Linked DNA regions of Homo sapiens: region 1 is linked to region 2. A link is a loop called in an ENCODE intact Hi-C map of the cell type or tissue named here. Cell type or tissue: heart left ventricle. All regions are shown on one strand.

Region 1 (2,500 bases), 230 kb after region 2:
GCCAACGCGGACCCCGGCCTGCGCCCACGCCTCACCGGCTCCCCAGGGCCTGGGACCGGCACAGCCCGGGCTCAAGGGCTGGGACTGCCGCCCCGCCCTAGAGCTCAGGCTGCGCTCCACGTGCGCCGTGTTTACCCACGTGATGCGCTGCCCCGCCCCGCCCCGCCCCGCGTCTCCCCGCCCCGCGTCTCCCGCGCCGCGCGTCTGCAGCCTGGCCAAGGCGGATGCTGGGGGTTGGGGGCCCGAGCGCGGCCTCACGTCGCCCGGACGCCCCCCGCCCCACCCGGGAGACTGGAGCGAGCCACGGCCTCCCTGGGCGGGCTTGGCCCAGCCACTCCGCTGTGTCCGCGCTGCCAGGGCGCGGGAGCACTTCCGGGCGCGCGCCGCGGGAGGGGCAGGGCCGAAGAGGTGGGGGCGGGGCCGAAGAGTTAGGGGCGGGGCCGGAGAGGTAGGGGCGGGGCCGGAGAGGTAGGGGCGGGGCCGGAGAGGTAGGGGCGGGGCCGCCCCTTGCGGGGGGGTTCTGAGCGGCCCGCACCGCAAAAGGCGGTGTCAGGGCGGTGAGGGGCGGGGCCTGGCAATGCACAGGGGCTCTTAGGGGCCCGCACTGCGGGAGGGGCAGGGCCAGGGCGGTTGGTGGACTGGGCCTGGCTGTACGTAGGTGCTCTGAGAAGCCCCCGGCGAGAGGGGCGGGGCCAGAGCAACAGTGGGCGGGGACAGGCTGTGCGTCGGAGCTCCGCGGGGCCTGCGGCGGGGTGGGTGGGGCCAGGGCGGCGGTGGGCGGGCCGTGCTGTGCGTAGGGGCGCTGAGAGGCCCGCAATGTGAGAGGGGCGGGGCCGGAACAGCGGTGGACGGGGTCTGTAGTTCAACTGTGCCGTGGCGTCTTCTTCGCGGCGAGATCTGAGTGCCTCGCAGCAGCCGAAGGCGGGTTTGCAGGTTGCGTTGCGCTGGCCCTGCCCTCGGCAGGCAGAACGGGATAGAGCGCGGACAGGCGCCGTCACTCCCAGATTCCTCTGCGTCCATGGCAGAGCCACTCCTCCTTGGTACTCCTTCCTTGACCCACCGGGGCCCCCTTCCTGCTGTCTCTGCCCCTCTAGCTGCTGCCTCCAGGGGCTTAGGTCTCGGCCCCTTTGGCTTCTGGGCTGCCCCTGGCAGATCTCGTCCATCCTAGGTTTTAACGCCTACCTGCATGCGGATGATCCTGATAGTTCTAACAGTAGCTAAACTGTTTTCCACGTGCTTTCTGAACATTGATGCTGTTTGGACCCCTGACAGCCACATTTTTACGCCCCCGCGCAGCCCGCTGCTCTGAGCTCCGTATTCCCCGCCGGCCGGGTGTTCCACGGCCCTTCTGAGTCAACGTGTGTGCAGTGAAGTCCTTCTTCCTTCTCGTTTCACCCTGGGTCTCCTCCTCAGGGAGTGGCATCACGGTCTGCTCAGTGGCAGGCAAGCCCCAGATAGCGCTTCCGTCTTGACTCCTCACTCTCCTCCCTCTGATCTGTCCCAGAATCCCATCAGTTCTTCCTCCACCCCACCCGACCCACAATTCTCTGCTACACTTGTCTCCACGGCCCTGGTCTGAAACACATGATGCTTCACCTGGACTCGTAGGCGACCGATCTTTCTGCCTCTTGGCTTACTACTCTTAAGTCTCGCCTTCACGGGCAGTCGCAGGGATCTTTCTCAAGATCTAATTTCTAATGATTGCATTTTTCTTCTTTAAGCAGTAGGCTGAAAGCCAAAGCTCTCCATCTTTTTACAACTCAAAAAAAAAAAAACAAGGGTGCCCTCTGTCTGGCCTTGCCACTGTTCAACCTGGTACTTGCAAGTCTTGTCCAGTGCAATGGGATGAGAAAAGTGAGTGATAGAAGGATCGGAAGCAAAATGAAAGCACTGTTATTGTCAAGTGATGATCATCGACATAGAAAACAAGAATCAACAGAAAAATTAACCTAATGAGAGAGTTGCACAAAGGTAGTTTAAGGTCAGAATAGGGCCAGGTGTGGAGGCTCACGCCTGTAATCCCAACACTGTGGGAGGCTGAGGCAGGAGGATTGCATGAGGCCAGGAGTTCAAGACCAGCCTGGGCAACATAGTGAGACCCTCTTCTTTTTTTTTTTTCTTTTTTTTGAGACGGAGTCTTGCTCTGTCACGCAGGCTGGAGTGCAGTGGCACAATCTCAGCTCACTGCAAGCTCTGCCTCCCGGGTTCACACCATTCTCCTGCCTCAGCCTCCCGAGTTGCTGGGGCTACAGGCACCCGCCACCATGCCCAGCTAATTTTTTGTATTTTTAGTAGAGGCGGGGTTTCACCATGTTAGCCAGGATGGTGTCGATATCCTGACCTCGTGATCCGCCCACCTCGGCCTCCCATAGTGCTGGGATTACACGCGTGAGCCACCGCGCCCGGCCAACCCTCTTCTATTAAAGATCAGAGGCTGGGTGCGGTGGCTCACACCTGTAATCCCAGCACTTTGGGAGGCCAAGGAGGGCGGACCACTTGA
Region 2 (2,500 bases):
GGGCAGTGGCATTGCCACCAAATGAGGAATCCGTTATTGGAACTCCAACCTGAGAGGTAGTGAGCTTGGAGGGTTTCTTTGTTTGTTTGTTTGTTTGTTTGTTTGTTTGAGAATTGCACACAATTACGACAGTCATTTTTCCCAGAAGTCCTCTCTAAGAGCCTGTGCTCATTCATGGTAAGTTGACGCCCTGCTCTCAGTGACACCCTTCAGAGAGAGCGAGCCTGGGGCCTGAGATGCTCTCGACGGTACCTTCCTCCAAGTGATGGTCTGCGGGGCGGGAGCGGACCTTTTGGAGAGTGGCCACACCATGCCCACAGAGCTGGAAACCCGGTTAAGGAGTATTGTCCTAAGGGCACAGTGTCAGGGTCCCTGCGCCCTGAGGCTTGGCCGACCCTGGAGCCCTAGTTTTGCTGTTTTCTGTAGTGTTAGGATCACTTCCTCCATAGCTTAGTGCTACTCTGAGCTCACTTTCATCTGGTCATGCCTGGTTGAATATATTTGTTATACATTTCTCAAGCTTTCTCTTCTGCCAAGGATGAGAGAATTCTTCTTCAAGATAGAAAGGTTTTGGTCCTTTCAGAATAACCTCAGAAAAGCAGGGCCAGAGCAGGAAGTGAGCGTTTGACACGCTGTTGTGTGTGACAAACGGTCATGAATTGGTGTGTGAGTGTGACTTACATCTCGGCAGCTGTGGGTAGCAGATGCATGGCGGATGAGCAGGTTGAGAGCCTCAGTAGGTAAAGGGATGGGCCCCATTTGCTCTTGCAGTAGCTGCCGGGAATGGCGGGCGGGATGCCTGGGATCCTGGGCTGCCCAGACCGGAGCAGTGAGCGCCGCACCCCCTTGTCCGCCTGCAGCCTTCAGGAGCACAGCGGGCCGAGGCCTTCGTGAGGGCCTTCCTGAAGCGCAGCACGCCCCGCATGAGCCCGCAGGCCCGCGAGGACCAGCTGCAGCGCAAGGCGGTGGTCCTGGAGTACTTCACCCGCCACAAGCGCAAGGAGAAGAAGAAGAAAGCCAAAGGCCTCTCTGCCAGGCAAAGGAGGGAGCTGCGGCTCTTTGACATTAAACCAGAGCAGCAGAGGTAACCCGAGCTCCCCACGTCTTTCTGCCCGCGGTGCTTACCCTTCTTGGTGTGTGAACTTGGCTGAGTGGCTGGGGAGGCAGCCTGGCTCCACCTAAGCTAAGGGGGCCTCTCTGTCGTCTGCCACAAGAGGGCAGCCTTCCTTTACCAATCTGGGCTGTGTTCAGCGAGGCGGGTGAGACAGGACTCATTGTCTGGCCTCTCTCCTCACCTTCAGGAGTAAGACCCGTGCAAGTACATCTGTTGCCCATGGCAACAGGCTGTTTGTCCTTCGGCTTTGTTAGACAGAAAAGAGGAACTGATATGTTTTTAGTGTGTATTACTTTGTAGCTTTTGATAGAGCCAGACAGTCACCCACTCGGGTTTCATTGCCAAAGCAAGATGTTGCCCACACGTTTCAGAAGTTTCCAAAAGGAATGCATCACTGTCCTGTCCTGTGGGAGGATGTCTTCCTCCAGCCGACCCGCCATCCCTCCTTGGTGACGGGTCTGAGTGTGGGTGTCTTGGGGCTGTCTGTAGGCTTTTGCTTGGAGATCAACGGCCAAATAGCCTCCCACGCTCCAGAAGACGCTTAAAGTATGCCATGCTGTTCCCGGCCCCACTCAGGAGATCAGCTGGGCCTCAGGTGGAGAAGGGGCTGCTGCCTCCCAGGGTTTGCCTCCCGGGTGGAGCCCAGGTTGGGTTTGAGCTTAAGGTCCTCATTTCTCTAACCTAAGGCTTTGTGGTAACGGATTCCCCACAGGATATCAAGACTGGAGATAATGGCCCAGAAGAACGCTGTTGGGGTCCTTGCCCCTGCTCCCCGCTTCTTCTCCCCACCACTTGCTTGCCCACCTTCCAGACCAGCCTGCTGCCTCACATGAGGACCTGCGTGACAACCAGCAACCCCTGCTTTACTGGGGGCTTACTAGGTTCAATTTCACGTAACAGAAAACCTCAAAATAACAGTAGCTTCAACAAGACTCACGTTTATTTCTCTCTCATGAAAAGAAGTCCAGGTGGACACCGCCCTGGGCTGGTGTGGTCCTACCAATGAGGAAACTGAGGTTAGAGAGGTGTAGGTTCTTGGTCTCGGTTATCAGCTCAATTGCTCATCGTCGGATTTGCACATAGTTCCTAATGATCCCAGGTTGCAGTTGTTGGCATCAAGTCAAGCTCTGTGCTATTTGGACATTGTCATCCCAAGCTCATGTTGTCTAACTTTTTCCCTGTTTCTGACTTTGCTGCAGATACAGCCTTTTCCTCCCTCTCCATGAACTCTGGAAACAGTACATCAGGGACCTGTGCAGTGGGCTCAAGCCAGACACGTAAGTTGCATTCCTGAAGCTTTGCTCTTTGGGGTGGATCTCAAGCCTCTGATCATTGTAAATGCGGCTTCAGGAACCAGCGTTGGTATTGCCTGGCTGCAGACGGTTA

What was found. A loop is a pair of places that touch in the nucleus more often than their neighbours do. Peaks named below come from ENCODE experiments on the same cell type or tissue, not always from the same donor. Only the 100,000 strongest peaks of a DNase experiment are listed, where the experiment ranks them.
Region 1: it touches region 2 in a loop (4-fold over the local background); 14 of 110 quality-filtered maps call a loop at or near these places.

Annotation. Positions count from the first base shown.
Region 1 is chr19:29,844,335-29,846,834 of GRCh38, forward strand. No RefSeq gene overlaps it. Among named protein-coding and RNA genes, the nearest start is that of CCNE1, 34 kb to the left of the region's middle. RefSeq lists silencers at 1-35, 66-835. In heart left ventricle, a CTCF peak has its summit at 966; DNase peaks (open chromatin) are centred at 157, 767 and 1,366; H3K4me3 peaks cover 1,786 bases; H3K27ac peaks cover 852 bases.
Region 2 is chr19:29,609,549-29,612,048 of GRCh38, forward strand. POP4 (POP4 ribonuclease P/MRP subunit) reads left to right here. Exons shown (of 7, transcript NM_006627.3): 3 at 861-1,084; 4 at 2,314-2,391. Among named protein-coding and RNA genes, the nearest start is that of POP4, 4.5 kb to the left of the region's middle. RefSeq lists an enhancer at 346-857. In heart left ventricle, a CTCF peak has its summit at 1,209 (motif pointing right); DNase peaks (open chromatin) are centred at 860 and 1,223.